2 separate regions of the Homo sapiens genome follow, and region 1 is linked to region 2. The links are chromatin loops, found by intact Hi-C in ENCODE. Cell type or tissue: PC-3. All regions are shown on one strand. Links, peaks and the distances in the headings refer to the core of each region. The heading gives the core; the rest is flanking DNA. Region 1 has its middle 8.7 kb from the start of VPS8. Region 2 overlaps POLR2H (RNA polymerase II, I and III subunit H).

Region 1 (10,736 bases), core at 1,034-9,033, 430 kb before region 2:
ATTTCCTCATTTGGTAGTTTTGTTTGTATTCAATTTATTTTTTTAGTTTTATAGATGCATAAAATCTATAAAAATCAGGAGCTCTTAGTTTTGTGTTTGCATATATACATACACATATATGTATGCAACATTATAAAAAATTATAAGCTAACTCTAGATATCTGTGAGAATCTTTTCCCCTTACAAAGGATCTGAACGATATCCAAGTTTGAGAAACAGTGATACTGGAATTTCTTAAAGTTTCATTTGTACTTATCTAAACACAGGTATTGAGATTTTTTTGCAAGGCAAAATTTGCATCAGCTTATATATTGGAATTTTTCCATATAGAATAGTGTAATGATTTTCTTCTTTTTGGAAAGAGTACCAAAAGCTCTACTATGTTTGGGGTTCAGAGAGTATGTTTTGACTTAAAATGTACCATTCATCAGTTAACTTTCTACAGGTCAGTAAGACCTAGACAGAAGAATGTTTGTGTTTACTAAACTTGTAAGTAAGAGAAAGCAGTTGAGCAGATAGTGATTACAATGGAGCTTTTGTGAAGTGGTCTTAAGAGAAATTAAGCCAATGAGAAAAAAGGTTGCATGTGAGCTCTCAGAGCCTTGGGAAGCAGTGAGGGCTGGCCTGCGGGGTGCACAGGAGCTAGAAGAGGGCGCCACTGAGGGCTGCCACAGTTGGATGGTGTCCTTACACCGGCTCTATTGCCTCCAGCTCTCCCCAAGAGTGAAGGATGCAGACCTCGACCCAGACATCACTATTACCCCTGCATCTAGAATAAGCCACATCTCTTCTGAAGGAAAAAAATGTCTGTTCCTGAGAGCAAAAGGCAGAGAATAGGAGATGGATGCCTTTGTCATTTCTTTTTTGCTCACAATCACAAAATAAACTGGCCTCTTTTCCTTTTTTAAAAAGGGAACTTGTTGGAGCACAGAGAACTTTTAGGGCAGTGAAATGATTCTGTATGATGCTATAATAGTGGAAACATCATAAATTTGTCCAAAGCCACAAAATGTACAACACCGAGAATGAACCCTAAGGTAAACTGTAGATGTGGATGATAATGATGTAATGATGTGTCAGTGCAGGTCCATCAGCTGTAACTAATGTAGCACTCTGGTGGAGGAGACCATCTGTGCCTGGGGCAGGCAGTGTATGAGAAGTCTCTGTACCTTCCTCTCAATTTTGCTGTGAACCTAAAATCACTCTAAAGAATCAAGCTTATTAAAATAATTTGGCCGGATGAGGTGGCTCACGCCTGTAATCCCAGAACTTTGGTAGGCCAAGGAGGATGGATCACCTGAGGTCAGGAGTTTGAGACCAGCCTGGCCAACATGGCGAAAGCCCGTCTCTACTAAAAATACAAAAATTAGCCCGGCGTGGTGGCACCTGCAATCCCAGCTACTCAGGAGGCTGAGGCAGGAGAATCGCTTGAACCTGGGAGGCGGAGGTTGAAGTGAGTCGAGATCGTGCTACTGCACTCCAGCCTGGGTAACAGAGCGAGACTCTGTCTCAAAAAAATAATAAATAATAATGAAAATAATAATGATTTTAAAAGCCAAAACCAAAACCTGGTGTACAGGGTTTTTAATCTAAAAATCAGGAGTCTTTAGTTTTGTGTTTGCATGTATACATATGCAAACTTCATTGAGTCAAAATGTCCAAGCAGGCTGGAGAGGCATAAAATTGGTTCTCTGTAAGTGATTCAACCTAGTCCAGCTGTCACTCTCATGTTCCCTCTGCCTGGGGTGTTCCTCTCTCAAGATAACCACTTGGCTCACTCACTCACCTTCTTCAGGGCTTTGCTCAAATGTCACTGCATTAGTCAGGGCAATAAATACAAGGAAGATGAGGAGCAGTTCTCTTCTCCACTCAGTTCTCGGGAACCCAGTTTCTTTCCATCTGGTGACACTGTTTTCTAAACACATGGCCTCTAAATGCTCTGAGGCAGAAGAGAGGGGTGCAGAAAGCCCACTGACTCTGAATTGCCTTGGCCTGAAAGTGACATGCGCCCCTTCGGCTCACAGTCCATTGGCCAGCACCAGCCACCCAGCCCTGCTTTATTACGACAGAGGCCAGGGAGTGTAGAGGAGCACAGAATTCTAGGGAGTATAGCTGGCTCCTGCCACAGTCACCTCCGGGAAGTCTTCCCTAGCCACTCTCATCCTCCCCACATTCTGTCACCACTCTCCTATGCTTTATTTTTTTCTATAGTACTTGTCATCATCCAACATACCATATGTGTACTTATTTATCTGTTAAGTTTCTGTCTTCCCCACCAGTACATAAGCACTATGAGAGCAGAGACTTTTGTCTAGTTCGTTTATGGTTGTACTCCTTGCATCTAGAATAGTACCTGGCACAGAGTAGGAGCTCCATAAATTTGTGTGACATAAATGAACAAATTCTGCAATGACAGCCTATATTTGTGTGTGAAGGAGGTGTCACATGCATGAACCTGAGAATGCTTCCAAAGTCAGGATCGAGGAATAAAGATCTCCCTTACAGCATACTCCAGCATTGACTGAGTACCTATTATGTGCCAGGCACAGTGCTTGTTGCCAGGAACACAAATATGAATGAAAGCCAGTACCTGATCCCTAGCCAGGAAGACAACACTAAAAAACACAACATTTACAAGATCCATGATAGAAATAAATTATGGAAGCTCAAAAGGCCAAATTCTCCTGACCTATAGCAAGTATCATGTTTTATATCCAAACATTACTAGAATAGCAACAAAAAAAGAGGGACTCAGGAATCATAAATTGCTTCCCAAAGTCGTAAAAGGAATAGTATCTATATTCTCTACCGTTTTGTATTCTCAACAGCAGGCTGGCTTTCACTTTTCATTCACTCATTCATTCTAATGCCTTCCCTCATCCCTCTTTCTTTCAGCCTTAGAAAAAAAAATTTCTCTTTCTAATAATTTCACAATTCCAGAAATGTTATCATTTGAAATCTGCTTATTTTGTCTTCCAGCCCCACCCCTGCCACTGCTCCTGTACTCCTGCAGCAAATAATCACATCACTTATCAGCCTTTTGAACTTAGAACTGGGCATTCTGCCAGAACTCAATAGCAAGAAGAGGGTGGAGAGAAATGTCCAGGGCTAGGATCTGGGCTTTAAAGGGGATCCTAGGCAGGACTGGGCATTAGACAAGGACTGAAGAGGACTGAGCATTAGACAAGGAAAATGTCAAGGAAAGAGTAAAGAAGATGCAGAAACAACTAGGATATCAGAGGCAAATTTGACCTATTTCGCCACTTTGCTTGGACATAGCCTTGTTTACATAAAAGGGTAACACAAAAAGAGGAAGGGTTGAAGTCAGCTGAGAAAGAAAGACATTTCAAAATCATCACGGTGTCAGGGCCCAGACTTCTATTATCTCATTGTTCCTCCATGTAGGGCCTCAATCCTCAAGTCTGTTTTATTGTCCAAGATGTCTGTTCCAACTATCACATCCATTTTCCAATTAGCAAGGAAGAAGAAAGGAAGAAAGAAGGTATATTAGTTATCTATTGCTGTGTAACTACCCAACAAATTAGAGGCATGAATCAATAGCATGCATTATCTTATAGTTTCTATAAGTCAGGACTCTGGGCATGGCTTGACTGGGTCCTCTGGTTTGGGTCTCTCACAAGTCTGCAACCAAGGTGTTGGCCCAAGCTGTAGAAATCTCCAGGCTCAAATTGGGAAGGATTTTCTTCCAAGATCACTAACATGATTATTGGCAGGATTCTGTTTGCCACAGGCTGTTGGACTGAGGGTCTCAGTTCCTCACTGGTTGTTGGTCAGAGGGCCCTCAGTTCCTTGTCACATGGGCTTCTCCATAACACAGCTCACAGCATGGTAGCTTGCTTCATCCAAGTGAGCAAGCAAGAAGAGCCAGCAAGAATGTCAGGGAGATGGAAGCCACAGTCTTTTGTAAGTTGATCTTAGAAGTGACTTCTGGCTGGTCATGGTGGCTCACACCTGTAATCCTCGCACTTTGGGAGGCTGAGGTGGAAGAATCACTTGAAGCCAGGAGTTCAAGACCAGGCTGGGCAATACAGCAAGACCCTATCTCTACAAAAGATAAGAAAATTAGACAAGCATGGTAATACATGCCTGTAGTACTAGCTACTCTGGGGACTGAGGTGAGAGGATAGCTTGAGCCCAGGAGTTTGAGGTTACAGTGAGCTATGATGGTGCCACTGCACCCCGGCCTGGGTGACAGAGCAAAGCCCTGTCTCTAATAAATAAACAAATAATTTTAAAAAGAAGTTACTTTCCATTGTTTTATGCTACCCTCTATCTGTTAGAAGTACAAGCTCCAGCCCATACTCCAGGGGAGGCAACTACACAAGGGCATGACTTCCAGGAAGTAGGGTCACTGGGAGTTGTTTTAGAAGCTGCTGGCAAAGAAGGGTGTGCCCACTCCCTTTAATTTCTGAAACTGCATACACCAGTCCTGCTTACTTACCATTGGTCCATTTCTAGCTGCAAGGAAGGCAGGAAAATGAAGTCTATATTCTGGATAGCTATCAGCCTAGCTAAAATTTATGGATTCAATCCTAAAGAACTGCAGAATTCTGGAGGGTAGAAGCCTTAATTGTTCTGTATGCTTCAGGGCCAGCCCCAGACATTGAGGAGGAGAAAAATAGGGCTGGTTAGAGTCATAGAATCTGGGGTTCAAATCCTGCCTCTGTCACACCCTATATGCTGAGTAAATTAAACCTCACTGAGTCTCGGTTGTATGCTCAGACTAAATTAAATGACCTGTGTAATGCATCTTGCACTTGGTATATTCTCGATATGCCTGCAAAGTCTATTTCATAGGTAGCTTTAATATCTCAGAGCCTTGGCCGGGCGTGGTGGCTCACGCCTGTAATCCCAGCACTTTGGGAGGCCAAGGTGGGCAGATCACAAGGTCAGGAGTTTGAGACCAGCCTGGCCAACATGGTGAAACCCCATCTCTACTATAAATACAAAAATTAGCCAGGCGTGATGGTACATGCCTGTAATCCCAGCTACTCAGGAGGCTGAGGCAGGAGAATCACTTGAACTCGGGAGGCGGAGGTTGCAGTGAGCCGAGATCGTGCCACTGCACTCCAGCCTGGGTGACAGAGCGAGACTCTGTCTCAAACAAAAAAAAATTTCGGAGCCTTTTAAACCCGGCTGTGACAGCCAGTGAGCTTGCCATGTGACTCCATGCCATTTACCCAATTTCTTTGGGCCCCAGCTTCCTGTCAGGAAAAGATAGTACCAAATCCTACATATCTCTTCAAGTTGCTGAAAAGATAGCATGTGATCATGTCAATGATTCTTTTTTTAATGTGAAATGCCTGGCAAACCTAAGGTGGCATTAGTGGCCACCAAGTGGCAGTGGGGAGCAATGGGCTTGGGTTATGGCCCATGGCCACCAGATGGTGCTGGCATTCAGCAGATACCTGGTTTTGCTGGGAGCCTTTACAAGGAGCCCCAGGAGGCCAGTGCTACCCTTCATCTCTAAGATGAGAGAAATGAGGCCTGGGGGTGGTAGTGGAGGGTACAGAGAGTGGGGGTCCACACAACAGGGAGGCCTAGAGCTCAGGTTTCCTGACTCCCAGCCTGGGGTGGCACATCCCTACCCAGTAATGATACCCTCACATCCTCTCTGGAGTTGCACTGGAGACCAGTGTCCAGACCAGTGTCTTCTTGTTCGTAGGCTCGCCAACATTTAACAGCCTGCAGGATGTCCACAAGTATCATCTGTCTCTCTGGCTGTATAGCACAGTGGTTAAGAAAATGCTTTTAGGCCGGGCGCGGTGGCTCACGCCTGTAATCTCAGCATTTTGGGAGACGGAGGCGGGCAGATCGCTTGAGGTCAGGAGTTCACAACCAGCCTGGCCAACATGGTGAAACCCCGTCTCTACTAAAATACAAGCCAGGCATGGTGGTGCACGCCTGTAACTCCAGCTACTCGGGAGGCAGAGGCAGGAGAATCGCTTGAACCCAGGAGGCAGAGGTTGCAGTGAGCTGAGATCAGGCCACTGCACTCAAGCCTGAGCGACAGAGTGAGACTCCGTCTCAAAAAAAAAAAAGAAAAAAGAAACAAAGAAAAGAAAGAAAATGCTTTTAGAGTCAGGAAGATCTCAATTTGCATCTGCATATCAGCTTCCTCACCTGCAAAGTTAGGATAATAATTTTTACTCCATAGGGTTGGTATAAAATGTAAGTTAAATGAGACAAAATATGTGACTACAATAGGTAACATCAATTAGTGCTTATAAAGTGCCATACACTCTTCTAAGTAGTTTACATGTATTTAATTCTCGCCATTACCTTTTGTCGTATATACTGCAGGCGTTACTAAGCCCATTCTACAGAAGAGGAAACTGAAGCATAGAGAGGTCGTAACTTGCCCACACTCATAGTTAGTAAGTGGAGAAGCCAGGATTTGAACCTCTCTTCAGAGCCCATGCCCTTAACCATATTTGTTACTAATTGCTTGACCCAATATGTCAATTATGCCTGATAAATGACAGATATGGATCCACAGGGCCAAGCTGAGGGTTCTTGCTTTAGGCACAGGAGTTTGGAATGAGCAAAATAACCACACTGCACCTGCACTTTCAGAGTGGCAGGAGTAATATACAGGTGAAAGAAAAATGTTAAGTACCCAAGTTAAAAATAAAAAGGTAGCAATAAAATGTTAAAATTAAAAAGATAACTGAAACAAAGCAGCTGGGATAAAAAACATAGACTTTAGAGACAAAGAAACCAGTGCTTCAATTCAGATCCTGCCTTTGGCTGGCTATGGGACCTTGGTGAAGTCGTTTAACCTCTTAGAGTGTCCATCTAAAAATTAAATCTAATACCCTACCTTGTAGAATTACTGTAGGTGTTAGAGACCATTGTGGTTAAAATGCCTGTACACATTATGGCAGACATTTAATTTTTATGGTTCTTGTTATAATAGATAGATAGGTAGATCAACTGCTGGCTGAAGAGGATTCAAAGACGGTAAGCTGTTGTCCCTTCCCTCAAAGAACTTGTATAGCAGAGCGATGGATGTTCATACCATAGGTGCCTCAGGAGAGGTGAAACATGCACATGACATGAGCTTTAGAAAGGACAAGATGTTTCTCTAGCAGCGGTAAATTGGAGGAGGTTTCATGGGTATGATCCCTAAGATGAGTCTTGATGGAAAGGAGACAAGGAGTACATTCCAGAAACGTTATCAGCAAAGGTAAGGAGGCCAAGAAGAGCTGGGTTTGTCTGGGGAGTAGTAAGCATTCCAGGCTGGAAACGTGAGTCAGGCTGAAGAGTGTGGCAGCAGGGACAGGGAGAGAATTTCTGGTTAGACTTGGCACATTTAGCCCATGTGTTTGACTCTGTTCCTACAATGACAGTAAAGTAGTAAAGTCTAAACCCACAAGAACTATCAGAACAAGAGAAAAGACAACAGCTGATGGATGATGTCAAAGAATTTTGGAAGAAAGATCCCATTGGATGAGTATTAACTGACTTAGCAGATAAAAAAAAGCTGGCTGCAGGGCAGGCAAGGGGCAGAGATGCTTTCAAAAAGGAAGCCAATTTGACATGAAAAACAACAAAAAATAAGAACGGAAGAGTTTAGAAAATGGAGGTATGGGTAACTGTGAAGTTAATGGGATGGAGTGGGCTGCAAACATAAGGATGAGCTGAAAGTCAGCTTCTCCTCTCCAGCCCTGGCAAACAGCTTTGTTCATCCCACCCTGCAAAACACAGGCTTAATCTCTGGAGAGGCTGAAGGAGAGATTCTGGATCTGGGGAAGGCACCAGGCATGGAAGATGAAGAGGTAAGGCAGCATAGAGAAAGCAGGATGATCAAGTGAAAGTCTCATTCTTTTTTTTTTTTTTTTTTTTTTTTGAGATGGAGTCTTGCTGTGTCACCCAGGCTGGAGTGCAGTGGTGTGATCTCGGCTCACTGCAACCTCTGCCTCCCAGGTTCAAATGATTCTCCTGCCTCAGCCTCCTGAGTAGCTAGGATTACAGGCACGTGCCACCATGCTAACTAAATTTTTTTGTATTTTTAGTAGAGAGGGAGTTCCACCATGTTGGTCAGGCAGAAGTCTCATTCTTGAGCAATGTGATCACCCACTCCTTCTGATGGGAAGGGAAAGCGGGGGAGCCCAGAATTCTGGAAGCCTGGCTTACATTCTAGAGGAAAGAGGCTGGGGAAGGTCCTGCTGGGTAAACTGACTGGCTCAAGAGAAAGACCTGTTGATAATGGCATTGGTTGACCTTGGTTGGGGAATCCCCAGTAAAACATTAGCTTCCTACCTGATAACCTTAAGGTGCGGCCTGCCACTAAACCAGCCCTGCCCCAACACACAGAGATTTCAATGAGCTTTTCAGTGCCTCACTCTTCAATATGAACGGATGGTGAGGAAAGGAAGAGAGGATCTAAAGCAAAACCCAGTAGAAGAAAAAGGGGGAAGAAGAGGTGGAGAAGGGAGAAGAAGGAAAGAAGGAGGGACGAAGGGAGGGAGGCAGGGAGGGAGGAAAACTCAGGCGAAGCAGAGACAATTCAGAGAATTCACTGCAATTTTAAACGGCATATTTAATATCCTTAGAGGGCTAGAAAACCATTGAACCCAGGAAACAATATCAGGGGCTATGGAAAAAAAACCTTCAGAGAATAAGAATGGGCTCTTGGAAATCAAGATTGCTAAAGTTTTAATATTGTATAGGTTTAGAAGACAAAAAACTAGAAAATCTCCTAAAAATAAGGCAAATAAAGACAAAAAGAATTAATAAAAGAAAAAGATTAAAGCATCAAACAATTACTCCAGAAGGCTCAATGCCAGAATAACAGGAATTCCCGTAGGAAGAAACTGAGAAAAGTTTGGGGAATAATTACCAAATAAATTCTTTGAAAATTTTCCAGGATAGTAAAAAAAAATCACATTAAGGCACATCATTGTAACATATCAGAAATAAAGAGCAGAACCTTGTAGAGAGGAAAAACTAGGTCACCTACAAATGATTGGGGTTCAGAATACACTGGGAAAAAATGCTGGAATGGGCATGAGGGATCTTACTGGGGTGATGGAAACATTCTAAAATTTGTTTGTGGTGATGGTTGTAGAACTTGGTGAATTTAAAAGTCTTTTTTTTTTTTTAAGGTGGAGTCTTCATATATTGCCCAGGCTGGTCTCAAACCCCTGGATTCAAGCAGTCTTCCCACTTCAGCCTCGTGAGTAGCTAAGATTATAGGCAGGTGCCACTGCGCCCAGTGAAGCCATTAAATTGTACACTCAAAATGGGGAAATTTTATAAAACTCAAATATACCTCAATAACATTGTAAAAAACAGAATTCATAAAATTAAAAAATTGCAGAATTAAATATATAAAGCATTTCAAATGCAAAAATGTATAATCATATTACAAAGTAGCTAATAAAATAATACATGTGTAAGTATTAAATATACTTTTGAAATAAATTACTATGTAAAGTAAAATAGAAACAAATAAAAGCAGGAGCTCCAGAAGGAGGAACTGAGAAAAGTCTGGGGAATAATTACCAAATAAATCATTTAAAAATTTTTAAATCATTTTAAAAATTATTTAAAAAAAAGAAGAAGCTAGAAGACAGTAGACAAATTTCCACCAAATTCTGGGAGACAATTTTTTTTCTAGAATTCTCTAGCAAGTCAAATTGTCAATAAAACACGAACAAAGTTATTTGCAGACATTCCAGATTTCAAATAATTTGTCTCTGATGTACCCATTCTCATAAAAGACGTGAAGAGAAAGTAAATCATGAAAGAAGACATGGGACACAGACAATAGGGGAATTCATATAGGAGAGAGAGGGAAAAGAACTTTCTAGAATGATAATGAAGGGAGCCCCAGGATAATAGTTGCGTAGCAAACCAGGAAAGCAACCAGTCCACATTGGAGCAGGAAAACTCCAGGCTTCAGGAGTGGTTTCCAAGGAAATAATAGAACATAGAGATAACATGATTTATTTTACTATATAGAGTTCTACTCTATAAGAGAGTTGGGGACAAATTAGTGATAAGTACATAGAAAACTAAGCAAAGAAAAGAAAGAAGGTATTATTAACTCTAAAGGGAAATGCTTTTTTAAAAAATATAATCCTAGTTTATGTTGCTCGGTTGCAAGCAATATTTACATAGTCATAATAATGTATATACTGAATGTTGATTTAACTAAAAACCATGCTACAATGATATTAAGAGAATGTGTTCAGGGAAAGAAGTTGGCAGGAAGGTAAATCCTCATCTTCCTATAAGGAAGTTATCTTAGTTTGGGTTTCCCCAGAAGCAGACTCTGAGACTTAAGTAGTTTATTTGGGAAATGCAGGGGACAGCTTGCACAGGGAGTTGGGAAAGTGATGTAGGGAAGGGAAAACAGCCAATAAAGAATGTGTGATTAAGCCAGGCACAGCTGTGGGCGATTGGAGCTTAATCTTACTGGGAAAACTCTGGGAAATGGGGCAAAACACATGCTTTGGAATTATCGCACCCATGGGGGAGGGAGCTGAGGTATTTATACTCCAGCTCCTGACAGCCATTAGTTGAGGACTGCTGGGATTGGGGGAGATGGCATATTAATTTCTAGGTATGTCTAGTCTGTGAGGGCAGACCCCAGAAGCTTTCAGATACAGAGATGCAGCCCCCGGCAGTTAGAAGTAAGGAAGAATGCTGCTTAGAAATGTCTAAGGCAGGGATGTCCAAACTTTTGGCTTCTCTGGGCCACATTG
Region 2 (8,000 bases), core at 1-8,000:
GCTTTCATCACAAGAAAATGTGAGAGAATTCAGGGCTTTGGCAGTTCCAGGCTGGTCAGCATCTCAAGCCCTCCCCAGCATCTGTTCACCCTGCCAGGCAGTCTCTTCCTAGAAACTTGGTTAAATGTTCACTCTTCTTGCTACTTTCAGGATAGATTCTTCACCCTTGGCCCGCCTTTGCCCCACCCTACTCTGCCCAGAAGTGCAAGAGCCTAAGCCGCCTCCATGGCCCCAGGAAGGATTCAGGGGAGAGGCCCCAAACAGGGAGCCACGCCAGCCAGACACCCCGGCCAGAATGGAGCTGACTGGTGAGAACACACCTGAGGGGCTAGGGCCATATGGAAACATGACAGAAGGGGAGAGAGAAAGGAGACACGCTGCAGGGGGCAGGAAGCTGGGGGAACCCATTCTCCCAAAAATAAGGGGTCTGAGGGGTGGATTCCCTGGGTTTCAGGTCTGGGTCCTGAATGGGAATTCCTGGAATACCAGCTGACAATGATTTCCTCCTCATCTTTCAACCTCACCTCTCCTCATCTAAGAATTGCTCCTCGTGGTCATGCTTCTCCTAACTGCAAGGCTAACGCTGTCCAGCCCGGCTCCTCCTGCTTGTGACCTCCGAGTCCTCAGTAAACTGCTTCGTGACTCCCATGTCCTTCACAGCAGACTGGTGAGAACTCCCAACATTATCCCCTTTATCCGCGTAACTGGTAAGACACCCATACTCCCAGGAAGACACCATCACTTCCTCTAACTCCTTGACCCAATGACTATTCTTCCCATATTGTCCCCACCTACTGATCACACTCTCTGACAAGGATTATTCTTCACAATACAGCCCGCATTTAAAAGCTCTCGTCTAGAGATAGTACTCATGGAGGACTAGCCTGCTTATTAGGCTACCATAGCTCTCTCTATTTCAGCTCCCTTCTCCCCCCACCAATCTTTTTCAACAGAGCCAGTGCCCAGAGGTTCACCCTTTGCCTACACCTGTCCTGCTGCCTGCTGTGGACTTTAGCTTGGGAGAATGGAAAACCCAGATGGTAAGAAAGCCATCCCTAACCTTGGCTTCCCTAAGTCCTGTCTTCAGTTTCCCACTGCTTCCCATGGATTCTCCAACATTCTTGAGCTTTTTAAAAATATCTCACCTTCAGCTTGGCCACCCTAACCCAATCTACATTCACCTATGATGATAGCCTGTGGATAAGATGATGGCTTGCAGGTCCAATATGTGAATAGATTTGAAGCTGAACACCATGAAAAGCTGGAGAGAAATCGCTCATGGCCATGCCTTTGACCTATTCCCGTTCAGTCTTCTTAAATTGGCATGAAGAAGCAAGACTCATATGTCATCCACAGATGACACAAAGCTGGGAAGTACCACTAAAATAACAAAAGACTGAATCAAGATTCAAATCACTGAAAGACTAGGTCAAAAACAAGGTGAAACAACAGAGATATAAACTTCTACATGTGGGCCGGGGGCTCACGCCTGTAATCCCAGCACTTTGGGAGGCCGAGGCAGGCAGATCACCTGAGGGCAGGAGTTTGAGAGCAGCCTGGCCAACATGGCGAAACCCCGTCTCTACTAAGAATACAGAATTAGCCGGGCATGGTAGTGCATGCCTGTAATCCCAGCTACTTGGAAGGCTGAAGCAGGAGAATCCCTTGAACCCAGGAGGTGGAGGTTGTAGTGAGCTGAGATCATGCCAATGCACTCCAGCCTGGGTGACAAGAGCAAAACTCCGTCTCAAAAAGAAAAAAAAATTCTACATGTGTAAATTAATGAGTAAAGTCCTATTCCAGCTTTCAGGCCACAATGCCCTGCTTCCATCATTTAAGCCTCTGGCCCTAGCACTTCCTACGAAAAGGATCTGAGAGAATTAAATTGCCCCCAAACTTACCATGTAACATTACTGAAGCTGCTATTCTTAAAGCTAGTAATTCTTGTCTGTTTGATGTTTAGCATCCCCATTGTGGAAATGCTCGTACAGAACTCTATTCCGAGTGGACTACACTTAAATATACTGGCCTGAACACCGGACATCCCCCTGAAGACATATGCTAATTTATTAAGAGGGACCATATTAAACTAACATGTGTCTAGAAAGCAGCAGCCTGAACAGAAAGAGACTAGAAGCATGTTTTATGGGCAATAGTTTAAAAAACTAAAATCTATCCTCAAGAACCCTAGCGTCCCTTCTTCCTTCAGGACTGAGTCAGGGAAGAAGGGCAGTTCCTATGGGTCCCTTCTAGTCCTTTCTTTTCATCCTTATGATCATTATGGTAGAGTCTCATACCTACATTTAGTTTATTTATTATTATTATTTGAGACGGAGTCTCACTCTATCCCCCAGGCTGGAGTGCAGTGGCATGATCTCAACTCACTGCAACCTCAGCCTCCCGGATTCAAGCGATTCTCCTGCCTCAGTCTCCCAAGTAGCTGGGATTACAGGTGCCCACCACCATGCCCAGCTAATTTTTGTATTTTTGGTAGAGATGGGGTTTCACCATGTTGGCCAGGCTGATCTTGAACTCCTGACCTCAGGTGATCCACCTGCCTCAGCCTCCCAAAGTGCTGGGATTACAGGCGTGAGCCACTGCACCCAGCCTTCATTCAGTTTAAAAATCAAATGATCCTAAGGTTTTGCAGCAGAAAGAGTAAATTTGCAGCACTAGAACCAAGAGGTAAAAGCTGTAACAGGGCAGATTTCAGCAACGTAAGAAAAAAGGAGCTCTTCTCACTGAAACCAAGTGTAAGACCAGGCTGGACTAGAGGACACGGGAGTTTTTGAAGCAGAGGCTGATGACCAGCTGTCGGGAGACTGTGAAGGAATTCCTGCCCTGGGTGGGACCTTGGTCCTGTCCAGTTCTCAGCCTGTATGATTCACTCTGCTGGCTACTCCTAAGGCTCCCCACCCGCTTTTAGTGTGCCCTTTGAGGCAGTGCGCTTCTCTCTTCCATCTCTTTCTCAGGAGGAGACCAAGGCACAGGACATTCTGGGAGCAGTGACCCTTCTGCTGGAGGGAGTGATGGCAGCACGGGGACAACTGGGACCCACTTGCCTCTCATCCCTCCTGGGGCAGCTTTCTGGACAGGTCCGTCTCCTCCTTGGGGCCCTGCAGAGCCTCCTTGGAACCCAGGTAAGTCCCCAGTCAAGGGATCTGTAGAAACTGTTCTTTTCTGACTCAGTCCCCCTAGAAGACCTGAGGGAAGAAGGGCTCTTCCAGGGAGCTCAAGGGCAGAAGAGCTGATCTACTAAGAGTGCTCCCTGCCAGCCACAATGCCTGGGTACTGGCATCCTGTCTTTCCTACTTAGACAAGGGAGGCCTGAGATCTGGCCCTGGTGTTTGGCCTCAGGACCATCCTCTGCCCTCAGCTTCCTCCACAGGGCAGGACCACAGCTCACAAGGATCCCAATGCCATCTTCCTGAGCTTCCAACACCTGCTCCGAGGAAAGGTGCGTTTCCTGATGCTTGTAGGAGGGTCCACCCTCTGCGTCAGGCGGGCCCCACCCACCACAGCTGTCCCCAGCAGAACCTCTCTAGTCCTCACACTGAACGAGCTCCCAAACAGGACTTCTGGATTGTTGGAGACAAACTTCACTGCCTCAGCCAGAACTACTGGCTCTGGGCTTCTGAAGTGGCAGCAGGGATTCAGAGCCAAGATTCCTGGTCTGCTGAACCAAACCTCCAGGTCCCTGGACCAAATCCCCGGATACCTGAACAGGATACACGAACTCTTGAATGGAACTCGTGGACTCTTTCCTGGACCCTCACGCAGGACCCTAGGAGCCCCGGACATTTCCTCAGGAACATCAGACACAGGCTCCCTGCCACCCAACCTCCAGCCTGGATATTCTCCTTCCCCAACCCATCCTCCTACTGGACAGTATACGCTCTTCCCTCTTCCACCCACCTTGCCCACCCCTGTGGTCCAGCTCCACCCCCTGCTTCCTGACCCTTCTGCTCCAACGCCCACCCCTACCAGCCCTCTTCTAAACACATCCTACACCCACTCCCAGAATCTGTCTCAGGAAGGGTAAGGTTCTCAGACACTGCCGACATCAGCATTGTCTCGTGTACAGCTCCCTTCCCTGCAGGGCGCCCCTGGGAGACAACTGGACAAGATTTCCTACTTTCTCCTGAAACCCAAAGCCCTGGTAAAAGGGATACACAGGACTGAAAAGGGAATCATTTTTCACTGTACATTATAAACCTTCAGAAGCTATTTTTTTAAGCTATCAGCAATACTCATCAGAGCAGCTAGCTCTTTGGTCTATTTTCTGCAGAAATTTGCAACTCACTGATTCTCTACATGCTCTTTTTCTGTGATAACTCTGCAAAGGCCTGGGCTGGCCTGGCAGTTGAACAGAGGGAGAGACTAACCTTGAGTCAGAAAACAGAGAAAGGGTAATTTCCTTTGCTTCAAATTCAAGGCCTTCCAACGCCCCCATCCCCTTTACTATCATTCTCAGTGGGACTCTGATCCCATATTCTTAACAGATCTTTACTCTTGAGAAATGAATAAGCTTTCTCTCAGAAATGCTGTCCCTATACACTAGACAAAACTGAGCCTGTATAAGGAATAAATGGGAGCGCCGAAAAGCTCCCTAAAAAGCAAGGGAAAGATGTTCTTCGAGGGTGGCAATAGATCCCCCTCACCCTGCCACCCCAAACAAAAAAGCTAACAGGAAGCCTTGGAGAGCCTCACACCCCAGGTAAGGCTGTGTAGACAGTTCAGTAAAGACAGGACCTGGATGTGACAGCTGAGCAAACAGCTAGAGCTTTGGCAGCTCAGCAGGAGGCTTTGCCAGGCATGGACGCCTGCCTCCCTCCTGTGGAGGTCAGGAGGAAGTGCAGGAAGTGGCATGAGTCAGGCTCCTTGAGCTCACACAGCAGGAGAACAAGTACAAGTCAAGTACAAGTTGAAGGCTCATTTCCCAGTTCCCGCAAATGCATCTAAAAAGCAGCTCTGTGTGACCACCATAAACTCTGCTAGGGGATCTCTAAAAAGGAGTCAGGCTTATGGGGCTTTGCAAATAAGTGCTGCCTTGGTGCTCAGGAAAAGGTTTGTGTTGCACAAAAACACAAATTCCACTGCAAAAATCAACCTGCTACCTCCAGAGGTTCCTGTAGGAAAACTAGTGGAAGCTTCTTCCTCTCCCCGACCCCTGAGGAAGGAAAGGCTACCACGGAGGTAGAGGAGCCAGGAACCCAGAAACCCAAACACTGCCACAAATACCCCAGGGTCACCAAAGGCATTCCAAAGCAGCAGAATGAAAGGCAATGTGCTAGGAACCTCGTGTACTTTACCTTTTGTAACATTCACACAACTCTGTAAGGTAGGTATTATCTTTTCTGTTTTAGAGATGAGGAAACTGAGGCTCAGAGAAGCCAGGTGAGTTATCAGTGGTTACACGCCCTGTGGGCAGGAGAAGAAACACCCTAGTCTGACCTCACTCTAGGGTCCATACTCTCTCCAGTGTGGTACACTGTCCTATATGTCATTTAATGATTCTGTTTACTGGGAAAGACATACAAGTCCTTAAGGAGTAACAGTTAGAGTTTTGAGGCCGGGCGCGGTGGCTCACGCCTGTAATCCCAGCACTTTGGGAGGCCAAGGCAGGCGGATCACAAGGTCAGGAGATCAAGGCCATCCTGGCCAACACGGTGAAACCCTGCCTTTACTAAAAATATGAAAAATTAGCCGAGTGTGGTGGCAAGCGCCTGTAGTCTTGAACCCGGGAGATGGAGGTTGCAGTGAGCCAAGATCGCGCCACTGCACTCCAGCCTGGGCAACAGAGTGAGACTCCATCTCAAAAAAAAAAAAGAGTTCTGAGTAGAAAACCAAAGTTCTTAGTGGAGGTGACCAATTTAGACATCTTCCCATGTCCCTCTCTCCCTTCACGGACAGAATAGTTTTCCTAGAGAAGGAATCAACAAATGCACAAAGCTCAAAAATGTTGTCCAAATCTCAAATGCTGTCAGTTTCTGCATGGAAGAGAAGTAGTTCATTCATACTACAAATTCCAGCATGCAGTCAAGGGAATGTTAAGTGGAAACTAACTTACTGACATATTGAGCTGGGTTAAATTTAATAATCAAATGAAACACTTTATAGCACATGAAAGTGCCAGCACCTAGGACACGATACACCAATAGAACCAGAGAATGATGGGTTCCCAGCACAGACAGATGAGAGACAAGAATGGCAAAACTTTAGGGCCAGGTATGGTGGCTCACACCCAGCACTTTGGGAGGCCGAGGCAGGCGGATCACCTGAGGTCGGGAGTTCGAGACCAGCCTGACCAACATGGAGAAACTCCATCTCTACTAAAAAATACAAAATTAGCTGGGCATGGTGGTGCATCACCTGAGGTTGGGAGTTTGAGACTGGCCTGACCAACATGGAGAAACCTCGTCTCTACTAAAAATACAAAATTAGCTGAGCATGGTGGCACATGCCTGTAATCCCAGCTACTCGGAAGGCTGGGGCAGGAGAATCGCTTGAACCCGGGAGGCAGAAGTTGTGGTGAGCCGAGATCGCGCCATTGCACTCCAGCCTGGACAACAAGAGCGAAACTCCATTTCAAAAAAAAGAAAAAAAGAAATAGAATGTCAAAACTGCAAATGTCACCAGAAACTTCCAGGCATCTGGTATTGGTATGTGACTTACTCCACTTGTGGGCAAATGCGAGTAACTCATGGGCTTCTCCAGTGTGAACTTACCTGCCCTATTACAAATCTAACCCATTCCCAAATCAGTCTGGTTGGTCCCATCCCTTCTTCCCACTAACACAAAAAAACAATTACAACCAGAACACTCCTATCCCTATTCAATGCTCTACCAGTTCTCTTTCTTCTGCTACCCCAAGACCGCCAGGACAGTCTATGATAACCTACACACTATTACTTGTAATTCGTTTGTCTCACTCTCATTTGTCGTTCTCCAACCCCACAAAAAAACCCACCCCATGGAAAGGTTCTAGGATTTCATAAAAATTCATCCCAACTCCCTCCCCCTACTCTACCCATAGTAAGGTAAAAGAAACACCTCTTCCTCCTCCCTGCTGAGGCCATTCATTTTCAACCCATTTCCCTAAATACTATTTCTAACACCTCACATGAAGATCCGAAAATGATGGGGAAGGAAATACCCCAGGTATCCCAGCAGGGGACCAGCTCCCAGGCAAAACCAGATCAAACAGACAACTGTTTAATGCACAGAGAATCTTTTTGGATTGTTACCCTAAACTTCCTAGGGGAAAACAGAACCCCATATGCTTTCCTAGAGACCTCTAATGCCAAGCTGAAGAGCCAGCTCACATGCTGGAGCCCTTATCATAGCCATTTCCTTAATGTTTTTTCTTCCCCTACTCATAAGTTAGTGACTGTAGTCAGGCCGCTACATGGTCCTGGCACTGGCCCTGGCTCTGGCCTGCCAACTTCATTGGTATTGCTGCCCTGTCCACTTCCACTTACCCTCCCTCCCAGGTCACCACTGGAATGTAGAGCAGAGAGCCAGCTCCTCCAGCTGCTTCCAGAACCACCAAGTCCTCTCGTCCTACTCTCTTCATAGTCATCTCCCATGCCTGTAGCTAAAAGCCTCTACCCAAAGCTTCCATAAAAATAATGAACATTTCTAGACTATGCAAGTGACTCATTCAAGTCAGCATGAACTGACTTCCTAAGAGACTGAAAGTGTTGGAAGGACATGAGCAGGGCTCCTTGCCAATTCAAAATTCTGCGCCAAATGGGTGGTATCTTCTGGGCCTGGGGTACCCTCAGGAGCCAAAAGCACAACTCTCTCCCAGACTGAAAACCACACTGGAGGATAAATGTTGAGAACAGTCAGCCAGGAGACTGAGATAACCCTGAACCCAGATACCAAAAGGCTGGAATAGATCCTACATTGACAAGTGATCAGCTGGCTGTGGGCCAGAAACAATACACCACAGACAAACTGGAAAAAACGATTTTACAGTAAATGGACTTTTTACA

The links. A loop is a pair of places that touch in the nucleus more often than their neighbours do. Peaks named below come from ENCODE experiments on the same cell type or tissue, not always from the same donor. Only the 100,000 strongest peaks of a DNase experiment are listed, where the experiment ranks them.
Region 1: a loop joins it to region 2, with 3 times the contacts of the local background. A loop is called at or near these places in 11 of 110 quality-filtered maps.

Annotation. Positions count from the first base shown.
Region 1 is chr3:184,798,102-184,808,837 of GRCh38, reverse strand. No RefSeq gene overlaps it. Among named protein-coding and RNA genes, the nearest start is that of VPS8, 8.7 kb to the left of the region's middle. In PC-3, for the core only: a CTCF peak has its summit at 5,384 (motif pointing right); a DNase peak (open chromatin) is centred at 5,387; H3K27me3 peaks cover 2,058 bases.
Region 2 is chr3:184,368,555-184,376,554 of GRCh38, reverse strand. POLR2H (RNA polymerase II, I and III subunit H) reads right to left here. Exons shown (of 6, transcript NM_006232.5): 6 at 7,964-8,000. It overlaps THPO (thrombopoietin), which reads left to right. Exons shown (of 6, transcript NM_000460.4): 2 at 151-308; 3 at 540-667; 4 at 954-1,040; 5 at 2,973-3,140; 6 at 3,377-4,620. The coding sequence starts at 296. The coding sequence ends at 4,042. Among named protein-coding and RNA genes, the nearest start is that of THPO, 5.7 kb to the left of the region's middle. In PC-3, for the core only: CTCF peaks have their summits at 4,622 and 4,822 (motif pointing left); a DNase peak (open chromatin) is centred at 4,844; H3K27me3 peaks cover 1,542 bases.